Regions from separate parts of the Homo sapiens genome. Here region 1 is linked to region 2. Evidence: chromatin loops called from intact Hi-C (ENCODE). Cell type or tissue: B cell. All regions are shown on one strand. Each heading gives the region's core, and the rest is flanking DNA. Links, peaks and the distances in the headings are about the cores only.

Evidence for each region. A loop is a pair of places that touch in the nucleus more often than their neighbours do. Peaks named below come from ENCODE experiments on the same cell type or tissue, not always from the same donor. Only the 100,000 strongest peaks of a DNase experiment are listed, where the experiment ranks them.
Region 1: a loop joins it to region 2, with 31 times the contacts of the local background. A loop is called at or near these places in 2 of 110 quality-filtered maps.

Annotation. Positions count from the first base shown.
Region 1 is chr12:40,915,956-40,928,830 of GRCh38, forward strand. It overlaps CNTN1 (contactin 1), which reads left to right. Exons shown (of 24, transcript NM_001843.4): 4 at 2,684-2,816; 5 at 6,301-6,473; 6 at 8,602-8,697. Among named protein-coding and RNA genes, the nearest start is that of CNTN1, 230 kb to the left of the region's middle. In B cell, for the core only: CTCF peaks have their summits at 5,812 (motif pointing left) and 6,015; no DNase peak of the experiment used is centred there.
Region 2 is chr12:40,003,554-40,016,428 of GRCh38, forward strand. The region is part of intron 3 of SLC2A13 (solute carrier family 2 member 13); the gene reads right to left. Among named protein-coding and RNA genes, the nearest start is that of SLC2A13, 96 kb to the right of the region's middle. RefSeq lists a silencer at 7,753-7,872. In B cell, for the core only: CTCF peaks have their summits at 7,786 (motif pointing right) and 7,986; a DNase peak (open chromatin) is centred at 7,798; H3K4me3 peaks cover 616 bases; H3K27ac peaks cover 477 bases.

The DNA.
Region 1 (12,875 bases), core at 1,511-9,510, 910 kb after region 2:
CAAATTCATTTCTCCTTAAATCTCCTTACATGTATAGCCTTCTCCATTGGTAATAACATTTACATCATCACTAGGCTTGTCGCATAAATATCGAAGTACTTAGAAGATCTTTATGAACTTTACACTCCCCTAAGCAATATTTATTTTTAGTTTTCTAAATATTTATGAACTTAGACTTAAAATAAATTGTTTTAAAATAATTCACACTAAAGTCATTATTTATCAAGGATTATAGTGGGAATAGAAATTATCTTACCTTCAAGAAGAGAATCTAGATATATTGATTTCTCTACTTGTCTTTTTAAGCATTTTTATATGCATTGAGAAGAAACAACAAGATCTTCAAAATGGCAGGTGAACTAAATTGCTCCAGTCAGAAACCCTGTGCAATTGGGAGAGACTCAAGGAATAGCTTATGAAATTGTCCAACTGAGAAGAAAAATAGCGTATGATTTTTATCAGAGATAAGCACAAGGTCATTTCTTTCAGAAATCAGAAAATCCAGACCTTCCATAAAAAATGAAAGTCTTCAGTAATCAGGATTCAGGATTCATTTCTCATTTTTTCCCTGCTGTGCTGTTACAACCTGAAGAGCCAGAAAATATCAGGCATCTTCAGTAAAAGTATTAGAAGTGAAGCAGAAAACATTATATTCATTTATGGCTTTTACAGCCTCAAGAAGGATATGGAACTAGAGACAACCTACAACACAACTTTCAAAATTATTAGCAGAGAGCATCTCTGTGACTACCTCATATTTGTAATCTTAATAATAATTGTGGTAGGCACATGGAGTCCTTAGGACATATGCTCATGTTCCTTTCTTTTCTGAATGTACGAGCCCTGTAAAACAAATTGCTTGCCTAAGACAATAACTAGAAAAGTTCATGGCAGGAGCTAAGTCTCAGTTCCTCTCATTCTTCTGATTCTGATCCAGCTATTTCCTATCTGAAATAGGATGGTGGTTATGGAATATGTCTGAGGTCTATAAACTATTGAATAAAAGTTTCAGCAAATTTCAACCAAGAATGAGGCAGCTCCCTTTGAAACATTTTGGGTTAACTTTTTTATTAAATAAATTAATTCTTCATACCAGTGGTGGGGGCGGGGGGGGGGGCAGAACTAACTTGAGGATTTTAGTAACCATCTATATGTACAATAAAAATGTACTGAGTGTCCCAAACAACACAGTGCTAACAGCACCAGAGCCAAAGGAGTGAAAACTTGGCTTTTGGTTTTTAGAAGCTTCATGATTAGTTGAATAGCTTATATACATAAGAAACATAAACAAAATTTTGAAGAGATTGGCAAATTCATGAGAGTGTTTTTAAAATTAGCATTTATTCATTGCTGATTATAAGCTAGGTACATTGCCATCTTTCATGAATTGTCTCAAAATAATTCTGATAATAACCTTTTCAGGTAGATTTTATTATCCCCATTTTATAAAGAGTGATATTGAGCTTTGGAGAGATTAAATAATTTGTCCAAAGGCACACTGATAATGTTACTGAAACAAGATTTAAATGACATAATGAAACTATTTGTTCAAAAGGAAGCTCGAACAGCACTCTCATCTTCAAGTTTAGTGTCAGAGAAGACAAAATATTTGTGTGCCATTGTCTTTACCTCTCTCTTAAAAAACAACTGGAGGAGTGAACCATCGCTTAGATTGGGCAGAGACATTCCAGTGACCTGTAAGAATATTCGTTCTTTCTAGCCACACAGATGATTATTAATTCATTTGAGGCATATGGCTTTGCACTGTGCTCTCTAAATGCTGCCGCAGTGGTGGCATGTGAATGATTTTCTTCTCCTCATCCTGCTATGAAGTGTCACTCTTCCCTGCCAGGGAGAATAGACCATGAGGAATAACTGCTTCTCAACACGGCTGTTTGTGATAAATTTTAAACCAGTTGTTCAGATCCAATATCCGTGTAATTTATTGATTGATTGTTCTAGATGGTGCTGAGTGCCAACGCTAGTCACATGTTTAGAAAAAAATCAACAAAAACTGGCTCAGAAAAGAGACTGATTTTCTCAACATCAAGAAGCTCTCCTTTGCATTCAGACTCTTGTTCAAAAATCATTAGGCTCCTTTTGTTTTCCAGACAACCCAGGAGAATGATGTACACAGATGAAAGACGTAGCCACCTGTTCTCAAGCATTTGCAATCTAGCAGAACAGAAAGTTGTACCAAGAATCATAGCAAGTGTATTAAGTACCATAACCTTTATGGGGAGCTACAGGAACTCAAAAGAGGACCAATAAAAGCCAGGAGAGATGAGAGGTTTTGGCTTCCTGTTGGAACTAACTATGGCTAGGTCACCAAAGGATCATGCAAATTTTGATAGGACAAGAAAAGTAGAATGATGATTCTAGGAAAACCGAAAGCATATGCGGAGGCTCAGGGGCATGAAAGCACAGCTTGTTTGGGGAAGTGGAAAGTAGTTAAGTTTGGCAACACATGGTACATTTGGAAAAATGACAGGAGATGCACAGAAAATAATTTTAAATGAAGAACCTGATGTTTGGCTCAGTATTATGGAGGCAAATATCTTTGTTTTGAATTAAAATGGAGATTCTGTTTCTGATTTTTTTCAAGTAATTTTTTTTCAATGTTCTCAAATTTTCTTTGACTTATAAAGCAGTACAATGTAAAACAATTTCATATTTCTTGTAGTTTCTGAGGAAGACAAAGGATTTGGACCAATTTTTGAAGAGCAGCCAATCAATACCATTTATCCAGAGGAATCACTGGAAGGAAAAGTCTCACTCAACTGTAGGGCACGAGCCAGCCCTTTCCCGGTTTACAAGTAATGTACCTCGCTTCTCTTTTCAGAGTGGAGTGTCAGAGTAATGATCACAGATCAGCATCTATGAACTTGTACAGATGTAATATAGTGCTTTCTGCAAATTCCATGGACATTAACAAAAATATTGGCATACAAACTATTAAAAAAGTTGCCTAATGCTCAAATAGCAGATTTTCTTAAATATATGCAAATAATTCTCTTACTATTTTTTGCACAGATAATGTTACTGGCATTTGACATTATCCACTTATAAATTGTATAATGGAAATCATGTTTTTAGGCCCATGAATGGTTACATAAAATTATGCATAATTTAAATATACAGATTTGAGGATAAAATGTTTTTGTTATGTACTGGCCTGCATAACTCATACCTACAGATATGGATAAATTTTTATATTAAGTACATTTAAAGATCTTGCACAAATAACTGTAGAAAGCACCATATTTTTCAACAGTCTCATATCTATATTCCACCCAACACAGCAAATTTCTTAAATGTCTCTACCTATAGGAAAATCTATATAAACATACCTCTTACTATTTTTCTGGGTTACATATGTATGCTATCTAAAACAACTTTATAAAAAGCAACAATGAGTTTTCCTGCTTCAGATGGGTCATAAAAGTATACTAACAGTTTCTCATCTGATGCAAAGAATGAGATGCAAAAATCAACCAAATGCCAGTGGATTTAAATTTCACCTGTGCAATGGTTCCATGAAGACAAAACAAGTGACTGATGGAGAAATTGGGGGCTCTAGTGTGTTAATGTCACCTGACTTAATTGAAAGTTGTCACTCAACAAAGTTAATTTTAATATTTTTTCCTTGATACAAAAGTAACTTTCTATTATTATAAAAAGTTCTTACAAAAGAGAATATCCCTTTCCACCCATTTGATTCTAACAGTACTCAGTTTTTTCCTGCCTTTGGCTATAATCACAAAATTATTCTTAAGATAAAATTGTGAATTTAGATACAAAATCACCATCCCATTGAAATTATTTTTATCGTTTCAATTTCATACATGGAAATATGATATAAGTAGGTATTTTATAAATTATAAATAACACATTTGTTCTCAAAATATTTGATGGGCTAGACTTATTTCCACCCTTAAGCCATATATAATGAGAGCCTATTTGTCATTGACATGGAATAGTAGAACTAATAGGATCTGTAGAGGAGATCCAATCCAAGAAAATTTTACAGGAGAGGAAGCTGAATCCTGAATAAGTAAATTTGCTTGCTCAAGAACTAGTAAATCACAGATCCAAGACTGAAACACAGTTTTTATGACTTCCAATGAGGTATGCAATTTTTTCATTATTTATCTATCTGGATAGATTGATAGAATCCCAAAAACTCTTTCAGTGACACTTATGCTGTGACACTCTGTTGTTAACAGTCACACAAGGGACCTTAGCAAATCAGTCTCTAGGCTAGAACAGAGGCAACCAAAAGAAAGGGCTGCTCTCAGATAACATTCTAGAAACATGGAAAAGGCTATGCTTCTCCTTGCTGCCCCCATGCCCCCACCCCACAGGCACAATAAAAAGCAAAGCTTTGCTTTGCCAGTAAGTCACCAACTGCCTCTCTCAGGTTGCACCCAGCACTGAAATTCCCACTTTGAGTTTGGCCTGGTTATCCATACACTAATAGACAGAACTGGAGAAGACAGATAGATGTTTAATCTTGTTATGAAGACAGTCTGCATTTGACAGGAAAAAAAAAAGTGGGGGGAAAGAACAGAAAAAAAATCAGCTCATGATGGAAATAGTTTGATGGAAAAGAACATTTAAAGTTTTTAAAATGTACATAATTTCAGGACAAATTATACTAACCTTGGTAATCATCCAATTTTTCATTCATATAGTAGTTATATATTTGTAGCATGTTCTGGGACAACGTGCTATTCATAGCAACATCCTGAGAGGTACAACAGGGTACTTTACTTCTGACTTATAAGCCTTGAGGCTTTCATTATCTTGCCCCCATCCCCAAAGAAACAAGCATTACAATAAAAAAGTATTAAAAGGGATTGTAGCAATAGTCTATGTTTCTGAAACTAGACCAGTGAACTTCTTCAAAGACAGAAAAAGGTAATCCTTATATGATGTCACAAGCACAATCAGATCCATGTGGAGGAAGGTAAGATAATAAACAAATATTTGGAACCAATATAATGAGGGAGAAATTACAAAAATTGGAGCTGCCCAACAAAGAAACCCACTGTCTTGACAAGAGCTAAGCAACTTAACACTAGATGGTTCAGGCAGGGACAATATTGCCATCACCTGGGGGAAGAGGAAGGCTTTATTCATTGGATTGTAATTTAGTAAGTTTTAAAAATGCAAAATCACAGTTTTCTATACTTGCTTTTAAATTATCTCCTATACTGCGAAAATTGTAACTAATAATGTTCCAGTAACTTTGATTTGACAACAGATATTCTAAAGTCATTAGGACTTTTGGGCATGATTATTACTCTAATTAGAAGTGGCCAGGAAATGAGCGATGTGGCCACGAGCCACTACTACTTGAGCGATTTGACCACAGCTCTAGGCTTATGACTTTCCTGAGGACATGGAACTTTAAAGGATAAACCCTGATAAAGAATGATTATAAAATTATACAGTTGGTTCTCTTAGTTGAGAACTATTTTCTACATGCATTCTTTTCATCATCACATCAGAAAGTTAGATCCCTGTTTCCAGTCTATTTATAACACTATCCCTATCAGTTAATGCTCTGATTATCTGCAGCATGTCTTATATTGTTATGATATTATGTGGTTGGGGAGAAAAAGAATTGTTCCTCTTTTTCACTTTATTAAAAGTAATCTTAGAGTAATGAGAAAAGACATAAGTGACCACTAACTCTAGGCTGAGGAAAATCCAGATTTACTTGTATATTTGTGGCTCGGAATAAATTTTTAAAAACCCAACTGACTTTTATCATTTTCAAATTGTGTGACTGACCTCTAGTGGTCAGAATATGTCACTTATTGAGCAGAACCCACTGTCAATTAGTTTGTTTTATTGAAAAATTACTTTGAAATTTAGAGTCAGATATTGATATTTTGTATTTTATTTATGGTAGAACAATGCTTTTAATACTTTATACAGTATATCTGCATATGTATGAATCTAACTGGTGCATAGATGGCTATCAATTACATCCCAAGAAATCAATTTATGGAGAAAAACTCAACAAAATATTTGTCACTTGAGATACCTCACAAAAAAAAGACAAAATACGTCATGTACTTTGATGTTTCCTTGTCTGTACTTGAGCTAAATTACAAATTATGGTCCTAGAGACTCAGAATCATAGAGTACAAAGAAATACCACCTGAATCATATTCTTAATTGTCTGACTTCACATGGAGCCGTACCCAAATTATTTTAGAACTGTGTTAGCTCCGTAGAGTTTCTAGGTCTCATGACCTGTGATATGACCTTTGTGTCTTTTTCTCATAGATGGAGAATGAATAATGGGGACGTTGATCTCACAAGTGATCGATACAGTATGGTAGGAGGAAACCTTGTTATCAACAACCCTGACAAACAGAAAGATGCTGGAATATACTACTGTTTAGCATCTAATAACTACGGGATGGTCAGAAGCACTGAAGCAACCCTGAGCTTTGGATGTAAGTAAACTGTAACTTTTAAAAAAGGGCAAGCGTGTTTAGGTGAGTTCAGCAAGAAGAACAATCAGGAAAGGATAGTGAGAGGAAGGCATCATAGATGAGGTGGATCTTACAAGATGAGTGGACCCTAATTGTGTAATGGAGACAACAAAGCACCACAAGGCATACTATGAATGCACTTGAAACAGTGAAAGATGATGTTGTCAAATAAAGGAAGGCCAGCGTCTGAGGATCTTGAATGACTCTTTAAAAGTTAGCATCAGGCTGGGCGCGGTGGCTCACACCTGTAATCCCAGCACTTTGGGAGGCTGAGGCTGGTGGATCATGAGGTCAGGAGATCGAGACCATCCTGGCCAACATGGTGAAACCCTGTCTCTACTTAAAATACAAAAATTAGCTGGGCGTTGTGGTGCATGCCTGTAATCCCAGCTACTCGGGAGGCTGAGGCAGGAGAATTGATGGAACCTGGGAGGCGGAGGTTGCAGTAAGCCGAGATTGTGCCACTGCATTCCAGCCTGATGACAGAGCAAGACTCTGCCTTAAAAAAAAAAAAAAAAAAAAGACATCAATGGAAGCAACAAGCCATGTATTATCAAAGGGGCACTATCACCCCTAAGGGGGTGAAAATTGTCTTTTGGGGGAAGAAAATGTCACATATTGCAACATAATGTCTGTGACTCTTCAAAGATCAACCCAATATGACAATATTGTATTCCCTAATATTTAACTTCTAATAGTAGGAATAAATTTAATTATATTTTAGTTAATTTATTTTAAATTTAAATTACATGAAACATTTCTTTTAATTAGGGCTAATAATGAAAAACTGTGCTAAGCTAAAAATTAGAGGTTGTTTTGAAAGAAAATTTTACATTGGGAGATGAGTTGGACCAGGTGATCTCCAGTATGTGATTTGTCAGCACTTAAATCTTTTGCAAAATGAATTATAGGATGAAAACAATGTTTTAAGAAGTCCTTCATGGTAGGGTTTATCAGGAGGGAATGAGAAAGGTCCAGGAAGAGAAGTAAGATTAAATTAGTGTGGTGAGAGTGGAAATGTAAATAATATACATTAACCATAAGGAAAGAATTAACAGGTTGCATTGCACAAAAGGAAAGAAGACTGTACATTTTTTTTCCAAGTTATGTCTAGTCAGAGGGTAGAAACATTCTGTTCTCATTAATAATGGGATGGGAGCAAGAAAAACCAATTTCAAGGATGGCAGGAAGCATTTAAATGGTTGCTTCACATGCAGAGGTTATTTTGATATTGAGTTATCCAAGTTGAAATGTCAAGTAAGCTATTGAGGATAGGGATGGCATTCAAGTAAGACACCAGGCCTAGAGAAGTAGATTTGAAAAGTCCTCTGCAAAAAAGTAACACTTAGCATAGATGAATTTTCAGAGGTATACACTTTATACTGAGAAAAGTAACAATTCAATGTTATAATTTGGGTGCCGATCACAGGTTAGGAACAGGAAGAGAGGCAGAAAAAAATAGAATGAGTATCAGTAAAACAAATGAAGAACTGGAAGAATATCAAGGAATCAAGTGAAATGTAAGTTCCAAATACATAGAAAAGAGTAAAGAAAATTAGAACTGAAACAAACCCAGAATTTGAGAAGGAGCAAGAGATTGGTTACTTTCACGTTCCCTAATGAGGGTCCTGCCTTTCACCCTTATTCCTTCCCGATATCCAAGCCCTCCCTCAGGAAGAGAAATACCCTTCAAATGAGTCCATTCCTCTAAGTCATTCCTTCTTACTTACTTTCTTTGGTAGGTCCCTGGTTTGTCTGATTTCATTGTATTTCCAGATACCCTGACTGAGATTCTCCCTAAGTCTGAAACAAAAGTCTTCAGGATATTTGTGATTTTCAGGGTTGTCAGAATTCTTATGCAGGCTGCTCCCAATATCCATAGACTTTGAGCTCATAACAGAACTTTTTAATAGTCTATACAAAATCTCAGCAATGTAAGAACGAGGAGCTGACTTTACTAGGCTTCACCAAACCACTGAGAAGTGCTGTATCTCACGAATGAGTTATTTGCTGAAAGGTAAAATTGATGAATGTCTCTCTTTCTATTGACCAGAGAGTGAATGTTTCTCTTTTTTTCTTTCGTAATTAGATCTTGATCCTTTCCCACCTGAGGAACGTCCTGAGGTCAGAGTAAAAGAAGGGAAAGGAATGGTGCTTCTCTGTGACCCCCCATACCATTTTCCAGGTAAACTTAATTCCTCTCTGACTATTAGCATCTATGAAACAAAATGGACAAGTTTCCATTTTCTTAGTAATAATGCTACATTATTAATAATCATGGCTTATTATTAATTAAATGAGACTGAATATTTGCATACCTTGTAATGTGTCACTAATTGTTGTGGACACTTTCTTTCTTGGCTCAGTCACCTGGCTCTAGTCCCAAGGATCTCTAATCATTTTAGTTTATAAACATATATATATATATATAGTATTATGTCATCATTAAAGTTCCTATTCCATAGGGAAATTCTGTTAGATTTTCTAGAAAATATTCCTGAAATAGAACAGTACCAAGAAAGGATGTATAATCAATCATTTTCTTAACAAGTTAGTATCTATGAAATACTGTGAACTGTATGTAACTAAACCCTAGAAGGGATAAAGACATAATAAATTATTAATCTCCTTAGGAATACCAATCAGCAAGAATAATCATCTACTTTATAAATGGGGCTAAATTAAGTGTCATCTGTTATGAAATTCAATTTTGAATCTATGTTTTCTGTAATTTTATATGGCTAAGACAAAAGCCACCAAAGTGCTAATTAAAAGATGAATTCCTCATATACTTTCACCAATTTTCATTTATTTATCAAATATCTCTTTGAAACAATATATAAATACCTGTTTTCACAATTTAAAAATCATGTTTCTATTCTTTTAGTTCTAATATTATGCCTTAAATTTGACTTTAAACATCTCCATAGAGAATGAAACGTAACAGGCTTTTAAACTCCATACAGGATTTTGTGTGGGATACATCAATCTGATGTGTGTGTATGTACATATACACACACATATATTTCACACAAAATTATGTTATATATTCCACATGAAATTGTGTGTGTGTGTGTGTGTATATATATACACGTATATATACGTATATACGTATATATACATGTATATATATATATACGTGTATATATATATATACACATATATATATATAGAGAGAGAGAGTTGTGGTTGTTTACATATCAAATATTTGTGATTTTCTCCACAATAGGAGAAAGATGATTGCTTGATAAATACAGGAGGTACATATAAAATTCAAAATTTTCTAACACCCTTTCAATGAGAAAAACCTTTTTCTTAAGGAACTATTGAAATTATATATATATATATATATATATATATATGTATGTGTGTGTGTGTATATATATATATATATATATATGTATATATACATATTTTAAAAACCTACCATTTTCATAGTGTTTCCCACAAAGTAATGACCAAAACTATCCAGTGACTACATTTGACCATATTCAATACTGGATGGACTTCACTGCATCACTCATTGACTCAGAAAATCTCTTATGAGTATTTGTTATACAGCAGGCACAATGTATGCCACAGAAATGCCTCAGTGGAGCAAAACAGGAAAAGCTACCAGCCTTCAGAGGTCTTCCACGGGGAGAGTCAGACATTAATAAGATAAATGGCTAAAAGACATGCCATGTTAGATATTGCTAAATAAGGATAGATAGATAGATAGATAGATAGATAGATAGATAGATAGATAGATAGATATAATGCAGGGAAGTGGGGAGAGTAAGTATTGAGGGGAATGACTGAACTCAGGAGGAGCATCACTAGAAGGAAAGTTGGAATAAACACCTGAAGGAAGTAAAGGAGCTAACAATATGAGTATCCGAGAGAAGAGCATGCCAGGAAGATGCTGAGGTCAGACTATGGAAGACCAAGGAAGCCAGGGTGGCTGTCATAGAGTGAATAAGGCAGAGGGTAGTAAGAAATGAAATAAGAGAGGTACAAGAGCTGCATTATGGAGGACCTTATGATCCATAACAATTATTAATACTTTGGCTTTTACTTTGAATGCGATTTACATTGGTGGGCTTTGAGCAGAGGAGACACATGACATGACTTAAGTTATAGAAAGGTGACTCTGGTTACTGTTTTAAGAAAGGACCTGGGGAGGACAAAGGTGGAAACAAGAGATCTGTTTGGAGGTATTGCAATAGTTTAGGTAGCATATGATGGGCCAGAGTGGTGGCAGTGGAGGTGGGAAGATAAATCCAAGCATATTCTAGATAAAATAGAATATACTAAATTCTATATAGAAATCTAGGTATACTTTGGTTAAATTCTAGATATATTTTGAAGGAAAAGCCAATAGGATTTGCTTGTTGACTTTATGTGGTATATAAGATAAATACAAGAGTTGAGGGTGGCATAAAAGTTTTTGCTGTGAGATCCTAAAAGAATGAAGTTGCCATTACTTCAGCTGAAGGAATAGATGTGGACATGTTAAATGTGAAGCATCTGTTAAGCTTCCAAACGGAAATCAAGGTGGCAGTTCTATATGTGTGTAGATGTCGGGGGTGATGGAATATCAATTTATGATTCATCATTCAATAAGTTGTTTTCAAAACTATGGGACTGCAATGTGCTTACCTAGACTTCTGGGGCAAAAGCAAGAAGTGTCATATATCTACCGATAAAAGCAACATTTCTTAAGTATGTGCTGGCACTTACTGAAAAAATAATTTTATGGTTATTTATTGTTTAATCCAGTCTATAATCCGAGGAAAACAGATAGCTTTTGCAAAGATGATTGATTTTATCATCTGTGTGGGGCTAGGAAAGACACAAAGAAGATGGTCTGTTGAGTCCTTGAAAGAACTAGATCAGGGCTTAGCTCTTGATTGACAAAGTCACATCTCATCCGTAAGTCGGAGAGTCAGCGTGGCTATTGCTCTGGTGTTGGTACAGCTTATTTTGGTGATGGTGGGTGGGGAAAGAGGTGAGAACATCAGTTCTGCCTCCCGTTTGCTGTATGACCTCAGGCAAGTCACTTCACCCTATTAGGCCTTGGATCCCCCATTTAAAAATGGCAAGAGCCATTCCTACCTTTGTTGTAACGATTGCTGACAGATTCTAACAAATTGCAATTATTGTTTTGTCCAAGTGAATGGCTTTAAAAATAAGTAAGATTTGTTAAATAAATTTAGATTAATTATATTGCAAGTCCCACAAATCCAAAGGCCACATCTATCTTGTTTAGCAGCACTTGGAAGGTACTTAGATTTTGCAAAATAAGTAAATTAGAGAATCTACATCGGGCATTCAGTCAGTTAGACCAGTTGTTCTATAGTCCAAGACTTATGTTCATACAACATCACGACAATAACTTCTCGGATTTAGCATTTATCCCTTATAAGGATCAAGTACCATCACTTCTTTCATTCCTTTTCACACATCTCTTATGAGTGGGGCACAGGAAAATGTCTTACATTTTAGAGAAACTGAGTAATAGAGTGACTAACTGGCCTGATAAAAAAGTCATACTGAGAATTAAAATTCAGGTCTCTGTATTCACATAACCACTGAGGATTCAGATTACTCTAAATGCATTTTGTGGGCAGTATCTTTCATACATTCTATAGTTACAAAAGTCCTTTCTCTGTAAGGAAATACAAAATTTCTTGACATTTTTGGCTTTGGTGGTGGGGCAGGGGGAGTGGGGATTTAATTTTTAACAGAAATCCTTACAAAATTTGGATTTACATTTCAACTGAGAATAGGAAATATTAATTCAGAATCAGAAAAGATCAAAGTCTTCTTTTAAATGTACTATACATATCAGCTTGGATGAAAGACTACTTAATACTCCTTTCTGAATGTGATACTTCTTTACTTATCCCAGGAGCCCTCATTTAAGAAATTTAAGCAGCTCCCTAAATATTTTCCTATACTAATTATCCTGTGACCCTAAATCAGCAAGAAGAAAACAAATGAAAAGAATTCAATTATTCACAGATATAAGTGCCTAGAAATATATGTTAACCGTAATTCTGAGTTAGAGGCTAATTATGGTAGTCTAATTTTCTGCCTCTTTTTATCTGTATTCTGTTTCTTCAATAATAAACATATGCTGCTGCTTCTATAATTTGAAAAAATCAATGTTGAAAACCAAAAGAATATAATCATATTCACTGCCTGTCTTGATGTTGTATTTTGCTGGAGAAAATTACATAGCTAAGCTAAATATAATGCCCAGGTTATTATTCCCAATTATGTGAAGCTTATATAATGTGCATCTCTTTTAGTTTTTCATAGTCATTGTGCTTTCACACTCTCTTTGAAAGCTTTGCTAGCCACGCTGAGTTCCCGAAA
Region 2 (12,875 bases), core at 3,142-11,141:
CCTATCAACGTGTATTACTGAAGGGACTAATGACATGCCAGGCCCCTAATATGCCTTAACCCCTGTTCTATAAAAAAGCAAGTCATCTCCAAGGAGAAGAAACACTCAAGAGGTATCATCGTGGGTTTTTTTTTTCAATACATTTAGAAATGTATTGAATTTTTAATTTATTACAAAGTACCAGACATTTTTTCTCATTCTCTCATATAATACCACACACAAAAATTCTACAAAATGGGAGTATTATTCCCTTTCTGTAGATGAGGACACCGAAGCACAGAAAGTTTAAATTAGCTGGGCGTGGTGACGGGCGCCGGTAATCTCAGCTACTTGGGAGGCTGAGGAAGGAGAATCGCTAGAACCCAGGAGGCAGAGGTTGCAGTGAGCCGAGAGTGCGCCATTGCACTCCAGCCTGGGCAATGAGAGCAAAACTCCATCTCAAAAACAAAACAAAACAAAAAATTCCTCCCAAAAAACACAAAAAATAAAAATACAAAATACAAATTTAAAAAAAGATAGTATAACAACTATTTGCATAACATTTACACTGTATTCGGTTTTATAAGTAATCCAGAGATTATTTCAAGTATATGGGAAGATGTACATAGGTTATATGCAAATACTATACAATTTTATTTTATTTTATTTGAGATGGAGTTTCACTCTTGTTGCCCAGGCTGGAGTGCAATGGTGCAATCTCAGCTCACTGCAACCTCCATGTCCTGGCTTCAAGCAATTCCCCTGCCTCAACCTCCCAAGTAGCTGCGATTACAGGAATGTGCCACCATGCCTGGATAATTTTGTATTTTTAGTAGAGACAGGATTTCACCATGTTAGACAGGCTGGTCTCAAACTCCTGACCTCAGGTGATCCACCCACCTCAGCCTCCCAAAGTGCTGGTGTTACAGGCATGAGCCACCATACCCGGCCACTGTACCATTTTATATCAGAGACTTGAGCAATCACAGATTTTGGTATCTGAGGCGTATCCTGGAATCAAGCCCCCATGGATACCAAAAAATGACTGTAGCACAGACTGGGCAATGAGTAAAGGACAGATTTTTTTTTTTTTTTCACAGTTCTAGAGGCTAAAATGTCGAAGATCATGTTACTAGCCTCTGGTTTTCAAGATGGCACCTTAAACACTTTTGGCTCCCCAAAAGCTTAACTACGAATAGCCCACTGTTAACTGGGAGCCTTATCAATAACACAAACAGTTGATTAATATATATTTTTAAGTCATATGTACTATATACTGTATTCTTACAATAAAGTAAGCTAGAAAAAAGAAAAAGTTTTTAAGAAAATCATAAGAGAGAAAAATATATTTTCTATTCAATGAGTAGAAGAGGGATTATCGTACAGGTCTTTATCCTTATTGTCTTCACACTGAGTAGGATGAGGAAGAGGAGGCAGAGGAGGGGTTGGTCTTGCTGTGTCAGAGGTGGCGGGGGAAGAAAATCCACCTGTAAGTTCAAACCCATGTTGTTGGAGGGTCATCGGTACTGCCTAACCCTACCTTATCTGTAATCACTTACCAGCACTGCTGACAAAGACACATTTTTGCTAGAAACAAATTAGCAAGAGAAATTAGGGGTGAAAACATTAAACTTTTGAGATTTTTCAAAATTATTGAAGAGTTAAAGAAAAAGGGGCCTGTAGCTACAGTATGAAGAGACCTCTAAACTAATCTGTGTACTTTATACTTCACAGAATAGAGGAAGGGAAGAATGAAGTTCATTTGAAGTGTCCCCAGGTGAGCCACAACAAATCCCTCATCCAGAGGTACAACTACCCTTTAGTATTAGTGCAGGCATCTGGAGGCTCCTAGTAATGCTTAATGATAGCTTACAAAGGGTATGTGGGTGTGTATCTGGTGGGTAGTGGAGTATGGTGATCACTTAAACTAAAAGGAAGTTTAAGAGACCAACTCAGAAAGTAAGATCCTAAATCAGTGGTTCTCAAAGAGTGATACCTAAATCTGAAGTGGTTCTCAAAGGGCAGTCCAAAAAAGCAGCACTGGCATCACCTGAAACTTGCTAGAAATGCAAATTCTTAGGCCTCCCGTTAGACCTACTGATTCAGGGTTCTGTGCATGAAGCCCAGTAATCTATGTTTTAATAGGGTCTCTTGCCACTGATTCAGATGCATGCTAATTAGGAACCACTGCTCTAAAATCCACTAAGTGGCAGTGTGCCACCAAAAGGCTATACGATTTTATATCAGAGACTTGAGCAATCACAGATTTTGGTATCTGAGGGGTATCCTGGAATCAAGCCCCCGTGGATACCAAAGGCTATTTTAAGTCCGTGGTTCTCAACCTTGGCTGCATATGTGTATAATTAAGAAGCTTCCAACGTAAGGCCCTACCTCAGAGAATCTGATTTCACAGTTTTTGCTTCTTCCAATGATCAGCCAAGGTTGAGAATCACATTTCTAGATGATTTAATAATTTCAATCAAACAGGGTTAAAATTTGAAAAAGAAAAACAGTACATGAATGTTTTAAGTCTAAACATACTCAACTTCCCACCATATGAGTATAAATTAATAACCCCATACAGTCAGCTAATACTTAGGCAAAATACAAAATTGAAATTAATAACGCAGGATTAAAATGAAACCTAAATGTTTACAGGAGCTCACTGGGAAAACATAAGAATACAATATTATTTTTTTCCAAAAAGAAATTTTGAAATGTATAAGCTGTAACAGAGTGGCAAGAATACTTGACTTTGTATCTCAGGTATATCTGGGCAAGAGATTTGCCTCTGTCTTCTATCAGCTGTAACATTTTGGTTAATTTTATTTTTCTTTCCTTAGCCTCCACTTCTCCTCCAGAAAACAGTCAATAATATGAATCTCTATCAAAGAGATGTGGTAAGGATTAAACAAAACAAAGCATGTAAAGCATTTGCCACCATAACTGGCACATAGTTTATGTTCATTAAATGTAAGCTTATTAGTAAGAAAATTATGTTAAAATGAAAATATAGTAACAAAATAATGAATAAATTCTAAGAGTCAGGTAAAATTTCTTTCTAATAGTCTAAGCAAAGAAAAAGAGGTATTAAGACAATAACAGTAGTAAAGATTTAGGTGAAGGTCTCCATATCAGAAGTGCAGGAAGCAAGTACAGTTAGATATAAACATTGTACTCACTTCCCTTATCCTCCTATCAATGGAAGCAATCCCACCTGTTCACTCAAGTCTCTCTGGAGAAAAAGTGGTTTACAAGAATAAACCCATGTCTACAGTGTCGGCTAGACAGATCTCAAATACACATAACAAATTCATACTCTCTGCTGCCAAGATCATATTTTTAATTCCTTCATAAATTTAATCATTAATAATATAAAGAAATTCCCATTTGAGTATTTGTAATGCTAGCAGATGCACACTTACTTCTGATTCTTCCAGTTTCCAGCAATGGGTCACTAATCAGTTTATTTATTTATAAAGAAGATGAGCCACATCTTTTAATTAGCTAACAGTCATGTGTGTTCAACTTTCGTTTCTTTCTTTCTTACTAAAGTTGACCCAGTATAAGAATTTCTTGAAACTAATGAGCCCCTCCCACCTTTGCTCTGTGGCTGAGAGAAGTGCCCAATGTGAAGTGGGCACATAGATGCTGCGAGAAGGGAACTCATTCATAATTTTCTATTAGAAACAGTGATGGAATTGCAGAAACTTTTGTTTCCTTATACATTAGGTTATTTGTCATATTTTCTATAAAAAACTTGCATTACTTTTAAAGATTCAAAATTTTAAGCACACGGTCTAGTAAGTATATGAAAGAAGAATCAGTAAATAGTTCAAGAATAGTATAAATATTCTAAAACTTCATAAGTTCTTTTTTGCTATCCAAAAAAAAGCCACACAAAATTAATTGACTGTCCACCAAACTATTTTATTTACAATTGCTGCTGAAAACAACTTTAAAACTTTTTTTTAAAAAAAGGTCATTACTATTTTAAAATTAAGCATAATCCCAGAACTAGACTCACATAGTTTTTAAATGATGATGGAAAAGGGTATCCTTATATAGTACATTGAAGAGTGTATACTGTTCTAATAAGATAAGCTTTGTTTTGAATTCTTAGTTCTTCTATTTCCTAACAGGGTAAACTTGGGCAAGATTGTTAACTTCTCTATCAATTTTTACAACTATAAAATGATAATAGTTCACATTTTAGTTATTTGGCTTGCTGTAAGAATTAAAAGAAAAAAATATGGCACAATACCTCACACATAGAAGCCATTAAATATGAGTGGTAGCATAATTATTCAAAGGAAGAAACACTATTCAAAGAAGGAAGATATCGTTTACCAGCCTTAAAGATTCCATACATGGAAAAACGCCTTATCTATATTACTTTTATAATATACAATGGGTTTTACGGGAAAACCCAGATTTAAAATATAAGCACTTTCTACTTCTGAGGTAGAGTCTGAGGTAATTAAACAGCATCAAAAGATTCAACTAGTTTAAACCAACATATGTATAATTCTGAACTAATCAGCATCTCAAAACATTTAAGGATTTTTTTTAAAAAACCTATCCAGATTTTTTAAAATTTTAGACTAAATATAGTAACACACCTGCTAAAATGATTCCTTATAACAACATTCTCTTATCTGAAATTCTGTTAATAAAAGTAGAACAGAGAAGCCAAAAAGATTTTACTAAGGCATAAAAAGCAGCAGGGTGGTGGTGATGACAGGAAGCTCCAGGGTCAAGATACCAAATGTTAAGAGTATGGAGAAACAATTGGCTGGGCACAGTGGCTCATGCCTGTAATCCCAGCACTTTGGAAGGCCAAGGCAGGCGGATCATGAAGTCAACAGATCGAGACCATCCTGGCTAACATGATGAAACCCCGTCTCTACTGAAAATACAAAAACAACATTAGCCAGACATGGTGGTGGGCACCTGTAGTCCCAGCTACTCGAGAGGCTGAGGTGGGAGAATGGCTTGAACCCAGGAGGCGGAGCTCGCTGTGAGCAGAGGTTTCACCACTACACTCCAGCCTGGGCGACAGAGCGAGACTGCGTCACTCCAAAAAAAAAAAAAAAGAATATGGAGAAACAATTAAACTAATCCTTCATATTGTAAGATGATACCTGAGCTTTGATTTCTAAAAGGTTGTGATTCGATGACTTCCAGCCAATATACTTTGAAGCTTAGAAAGAAATTACCATGGAAACAAATGAACTAAAATAACACTATAACACCATGAGATAAATGGTTGTGCACAATTCTACTTCTAGATATCTACCCTAGAGAAACACACATACATGTGCTCAAGAAAACATATACAAGGATGTTCATTACAGCACTGTTTATGATACCCCCAAATGTAATGCCTATTAATAAAAGAACACATAAACAGAATGTGACATTCCATATCTGGAATATCACAGAGAAGTTTAAAGGGATGGACTAGATTTATATAAGATCTGACTCAAATCAACTCAACTTGAAAGAAAGCAAACAAGTAACTTAATAATACATGCATTATGATACTATTACCATAAAAATTCTCTAGGTGTGTTTGTGTGTGTGTGTCTGGAAGAATATTCCCCAAATCTGTTATGGCCAGCAGTGGAGCAGAGAGGTATAAAATGCGTGGGATCGATGTGATGGGCAAAGAGGAATTTAGCTTTATCTGTCCTGTTCTAACCCTCCAAAGGGAGGCTGAATTTATTTATTGTTAACTTAAACTAATTAAAGAAGAAAAATGCCTGAAATCTTTGATCATAAATGATGAAAACATTTTACTAGCCAAATAGAATGTTTATGGCTTTAAACTGTTAGATAATATCTATAATATTGTGACTATTAATAGGAAATAGAACATTAAGGTTTTTTTGTTTGTTTGTTTTTGTTTTTTGAGACTGGGTCTTATTCTGTCACCTAGGCTGGAGTACAGTGGCAATGGTCATGGCTCACTACAGCCTTGACTCCCTGGGCTCAAGCAATTGTCCCACTTCAGCCACCCGAGTATCTGGGGCTTCAGGCATGTGCCACCACACCCAGCCAATTTTTTAAAAAACTTTTACAGAGACAAGGTCTCACTATGTTGCCCAGGCTGGTCTTGAACTCCTGAGCTCAAGCAATCCTCGAGCTTTGGCCTCCCCAAAAGTGCTAGGATTACAGGCATGAGCCATCATGCCTGGCGACAGTTTCTTTTAACAAGCTCAAGATAAGAGGCCAGAACTCTGCTCTAAAGTCCAATGTAGAGACATGGGTCCTAAAACAAAATAATACTAAGTCAAAAGCCATCTGAAGAAGAGGCAGACTGACAATTAATGTCTCATTCATAATTTTCTATTAGAAACAGTGATGGAATTGCAGAAACTTTTGTTTCCTTATACATTAGGTTATTTGTCATATTTTCTATAAAAAACTTGAAATTATTTGACTACAATTCTGGTAATATTTATACTTCTTCAATTCTAAAAGAATGTGACGTGGTAAAAATCCCAGATGCCGCTAATCTATACAGGCACATGGCAACTCAAGAAAACATATGCACTGAAAAGGAAGCACAGTTCTTAAACATTTCAGTATTGAATCTGGCAAGAGACAGATCTTATGATGGTGTTTGTGGAGTCAGAAATCAAATGAATATCTTCTTAACATATAAGGTAGTGTTAAATAAGGAACATTATTCAGAGACATCACTGAGCTGAGAGTTGTTTGGATCTGCAAGTGAGAAAAGTAGAATATTTGATATTTTTCCCACTGGAAAATAAAGGTAATAGACGCCCTGTTGTCTGAAATATTGATTATTAGGGAAAGTCAGCTGAGGTTACATTTATAAATAATTTTATCACCCTAAAATATATAAATGCCATTCATTCTTCCATCTTGTGATGTAGGTAAGGCTTTTTTTTTCTGAGCCTGGATCAGCTGACTAAAGCATTGTTTTTCTTGCAAAAACCACAGAAAAAAATGTATTGTCTACAATCTCCATAAATAATACTGAAAACTTAAGACAGTTAAGCAAATTCAATATAGAATCCATCTAATTTTAATGATTTTTTCACAAACCTTTTAAAACCATCTTGCCCACACTTTGAGAGCAGTTTTCTTTAATGACATCTTTATTGAATCTTTCCAAAACATTCAACTTAGGTTTTCACTGAAATTGCTCTCCTTTTTTTATATTTTTCTTTCTTTAAATTTCTGTAATAGTTGATTCTACTGCCTAATTACAGCAACCAGCACAATGGCATAAACAGATTTAGAAACAAACCTAAATGACTTGGTAAACAGCCCAACAGACCGCATCACAAGTGCCAGGGCGTCCTGGAAAGTCATCTGCCAGCTGTGAGTGTGTTGTGTTTTAGAGGTTTTAAGAGTCTGGGGCCCACCAGTTGGTTTGGTAAGTGTGAGATGTAGAGGCCCTAAGAAGAGCATCTGTGTAGTGTATCTCGTGCAAATGTTAAGTTACACTTCCTACTCACCAGCTTCGTTCTTCAGTCTTCATGTGGTAAAAAATACAACAACCTACGATCCAGGCTACAGCCAGAGGCTCAACTAACTTTTGAGTAACCTCCCACGCCCGGTACCAAGAGTTGGAGACACAAATAATAACGGTAGGCAGGGTTTATCAACATCACCTGTGTTGAGTGTTGACTTTTTGGGCCAAAAAGTTCTATGTTGCAGGGGCTGTTCTGTGTATTTGTAGCATTAAACATCCTACTACCCACTAGATGTCAACATCACATTCCCTGAGCTGTGACAATCAAAAATGCCTCCAGACATTGCTAAATGCCCACTAGGGGGCAAAATTCCTCCTGACTGAGAACAAGTGAGGGTGGATCAGGAGCTTTCAGTTTCTAATAAACTTTCTTGGGTCCTTCCCTTTGTTGGGACTCACAGAATTTCATACTCTTAGATCTATCAAGAATCTTTTCCTTCAAGTTTTATTTTAGATTCAGGGGATACATGTGCAGGTTTGTTACACAGATATATTGTGTGATGCTAAGGTTTGATCCTTAACATCATAAACATGCATAAATGATCCTGTCACCCAAATAGTGAGCACAGGACCCAATAGGTCGTTTTTCAACCCTTTCCTTCCTCCCTCCCCGTCTCCTCCCTCTAGTAGTCCTCGGCGTCTACTGTTCCCATCTTTATGTCCATGTATACCCGATGCCTAGCTCCAGAATCTTTTGGTTGCCTTCTCTGAAATTCAGAGAAGTAAGCTGTGAACAGCCAGTTGTGGTTGCCTAATTTGTAGGGCTGAGGGCAAAATGAAAATGTGAGTCCCGTGCTCAAAAATTACAACTCTGAAGACAGTGACAGAAGAGGATTAAACCAAGGGCAGGACCCTTCTGAGTGCAGGGCTCTGGGCAGCTGCAGAGGTCGCGTGTCCATGAAGCCAGCCCTGCAATAGCCACCTAGTGATAGGCAGAGCAGGAGTTACAACCTGGGATTCCTGTCACTCTTTCCACTAAACTGACAGTCACATAAAGATCTGCTGCATCTCAATAAGCCAAGAGGTATTAATAGTTCAACTTCCTAATTTTTACTACAGTTTTTGCTAATATTCCTTATACTTAGCAAGAAATATTGTACATAATAGTGAATTAGTTTCTCATCTCAACTTTTTGAAATCAAATTTATCAACAGAAACCTACTAAATTAGATTGACAGTTCCAATTATAGAACTACAAAATCATTTGTGTTTTATTGGAAACAACCATGAGGAGTTTATTATATTTTATTAGTAGCATCTGTCTCCTGTCTTTGAATGCTAGAGAAGATATTAATGATGTTCTTTTGCCATTTGGAAACAGATACTCTTTTCTCAAAAATTATCTTTGGCACTGGATTAATTCTCTAATTTATTCTTGTCATTTGGCAAGCGTCTTCACTCCAGGTGTAGAAACTGGAAGTGTTTCCAGAAAGATCAAGGGAGATATACAATTTATTACAGAAGGTCAGAATGTGTGTTGCTTAAAGATGTGATGTGATATTTTTCTATCGCATGGATGTGACCATGATGAACCTAAATTCTAGCTTAATATCATCAGTCTGGTCTTACCTGCTAAAGATCACCAGGACATACATGCTTCTACCTTTTACTGCTCTGCCTTTTTCTTTTTCAACATTCTTCCAAATGTAAATCAGCAAAGCAATAACTGTCACAGATAACACTGCTTCCAAAACACAAGTAGTGGGTTATTATATTGGTTCAGTAATGTTCAAAACAGCATATCGCAAACTTCCCAACAAATGTCTGGAATCCAATTTTATGGTCCCAGAAAGGAAAGTGACACAGGAAATCACACTCCAGCACTCAGAGATAGCAGGCCTCCGGGACTGAATGACAATGCTGTAAGAAATTTTCGCTAGGGAATGTTTGACAGGAGATGCCACTTCTAACTCTGTGCTTTCAGTTTCTAAGTTCAAGTGAGTTGGTAAGAAAAATCCTGCTAAAGACATTTATATGATCTTCAGACATAAGGAGACAGTAAAGGAATATGCAGTAGCAGCTACAGTAAAAATGTTTTTAGTTTCTATAGTCAAAAGATACATGCAGAGGATGGCTTCCAAAACCAAGTGCAAAAAGGGTATAGTCAAATCATCAAGTGGTCTTACAAAATGATTTAAAAAAAAAAAACCTGAGTAATATAAACTATTTTCTACAAAGGCTAAGTGAGGTCAAAAATTTACAATACAGTGAGAAAGGGATGGATTATGCTCTTAAGAGCAGGGGATCTTGTTACCACCCTCTTTTCATGTCTAAAAATATTATTGAATGAATACTTTTACAGAGCTTATAATGTGCCAGGCACTGTTCTCACAGCCTTACATATTAAATCATCCAATCTTTAAAATATAATTATCTGAGACAGGTATTACAACTATCTCCATGCTACAGAAGAGGAAACAAGCACAGAGAGGTCAACTAAGTTGCCTAAAGTTGCACAGCTGCAATTTAAACCCAGGCAATTAGTTTCTAGATATTAAGTAACACCCAACGGCACATAGCCTTGGACAACTCAAATCTGTCTTTCTGAAAAGCTGAGCCCACTATATGACACAAGAACCACTATCTAAATCTACAATGGTAAGCCACTCAGACACTATATATATTTTGTATAATGAAAATCATTACAATTTCCTTTGGAGCTTATTTCACTAATGTACAAAAGATGAGAAATCCACTTTTAATGAGCTCTTACGTGTGCGGCCCTACGCAGGCACTGTATTTCCCTCATCCCATTCACTTCTCACCAGGATGTGGAACAACCTTCAGCACCTGATTTTACAGAGGAAGAGACTAAATACTTGGGGGGAAAAGTTGAATCACTTGCCCAATTGTGTAACTGATGAGACTCATACTAAAACGAAGCCACATAATTTCAAGAGAAATAAGGAGGAAATGCCTTCATATATATGTATATGTTATTTGTATTTGGAACATATCTATACTCAAACATTATATAGCATCAACTTCTTGCTTCCTTATTTGAGTACCTGATCTTATCTAGTACATTATAAAAGTTCCTGGAGACAAAAGCCTTTGTTTATAAAAACTTTGTACACCACATTACTTTTAGTATAATAATGCGCAAGTAGTAAAAGCCCCAGAAACATGTGTCAAATAATGGATGAATATGTATTTCTGGCCCAGAGGTAAACAAAACTCACCCAACTAATGTACAACTGTATGCTAATTAAGTCAATTAAGTACAAAGTACAAAACTCTAACATTTGTGGAGATCTCTAGCTTCCACTGATTTACCTCAGAAGGAAACTATCCCTTTTGTAAAAGAGGAAGGTTTTCCAACTCATAGCAGATTGGTACACTGAGACCCCAAATTGAGAGAAAATTCACCTAAGAATTCCATAAAAAGATTCCACTTGAATACTTCAAAATTAAGTGTTGGACTAGTCCAGATTATAAAAGATATTCATTTTTTTTTCTTTTTTTTGAGACAGAGTTTTACTCTTGTTGCCCAGGCTGGAGTGCCATGGCATGATCTCGGCTCACTGCAACCTCCACCTCCCAGGTTCAAGCAATTCTCCTGCCTCAGCCTCCCAAGCAGCTGGGATTACAGGCATATGCCACCATGCCCAGCTGATTTTTTTGTATTTTTAGTCAAGACGGGGTTTCTTTATGTTGGTCAGGCTGGTCTTAAACTCCCAAGCTCAGTGATCCATCCACCTCAGCCTGCCGAAGTACTGGGATTACAGGCGTGAGCCACCACGCCAGCCAAAAGATATTCTTGAATTATCACCTTCATATTCAAAATAAGATTTCTATCGTAATGCTATATTAGATCCAGCCAATTTTTATTTGAGATTATTATAGAAAACAAATGTTTTATGCAAATGACTACACTTTGGGAAAAATAATTTTCTAAGACCGCTGAATTAAGTAATATGTAAAAACTCCAAGACTAAATTAAATATACATCTTGTAGGTACGTCTCTATTCCTGCTGGTATAATTTTACAAGTAATGAAGTATGTGAAAGAATTTTTAAAGGGTCTATTTCTCACATTATATATGACTAGTTAATAACTATAATTTATTCTTATCTGAGTACTTAAGACTATCAGAACAATAACCTTCACTGGCCCATTTAAGAAGAAAAAAAAAAAATTCCAAGGAATTCAACATGGGTTTGAATTCTGAATTGGCCACTTAGTAGCCAAGGAGACCTATGCAATTTATATTCGTGGCCTTTCTTTTTTCTTAATAACAGAGGTGATTCTGATGTTGAAAAAGCACCTTTCTAAAAGTTGTTCAACATAGTTTTGTTGTAAAATACTGCTGAACCTAATGGAATTCCTTATCAGAACAAGCCTCTGACATCAAGATCCTGTTAATAATTAGGTCTCTGGCCAGTTTACCTGAGTAGCTTACTAATTCACTTGGCAGGTAGAGCTTCTCAGCACAAATTTTCCTTTTGAATAAAACTAAAGGCAAATGTATGTCTGGGTTTCCTTTCTGGAAATGTACTACCACTTCCTCCAGTCTCAGAGGGCACCTCATCAAAAGGGCCATGACTCACCTTTCTAACCCCAGGCTTCCAACACTCTCCCTCCTCCACTGCACTTGATCTTTCCCCATCACACTCATTGCTTCTTGGTGTGTTATATATTCCTTTATTGTCTGTGTTCCTTCATCAGCATGTATATCCACGAAAGCAGACGTTTTGCTGTTGTCCAGCAAAATATAAAGGCAGATGGGTTGGAATTCTGAATTTAGCCACTTAGTAGCCAAGGAGATCTATGCAGTTTACTTGAGGTTTTTCTCATCTCTAAAAGAGTATAATATAATAATGATGATAATAATAACGATTTCACACTGGATTGTTGTAGCATTAAAAGATATAATAATACCATGTGAAGTGCCACGCACAGTACATGACACATCGTAAATATTCAAAAAAAGAATAATGCTCTTTTATTAGTTTTCAAAAAAACTGCTAACAGATAAAATCAGAAAAGTCACATGATTGCTCTTCAAACTTTGCTCTTTAACAGTAATAAAACTTTAAATTATATTATTCCTCTTTGCTGCCACAAATGTCACCTGCATGGTTATGCAGCTACAGCCATGATTCCATGTAAGAATAAAGAACTTATAATTTGAAAACATACTACACCACCCCCCCAAAAAAAAACTACTCTTGAAATCTGAATATCCACAGGACCATTATTAAGCTTAAGACAGAAAAATCTACAGAATTATTACATAAATGATGCCACCTGTGTTTTCAGTAATTCTTGTGAAATGAACAGAAACCCTGATAAGCTGTTTCAGAAAGTAAAATTAAAATATTTTTCACAGAACATTTTTGAGAACCATGAGTTTCCAATTACTTCTCAAAGTGGGTGTATATA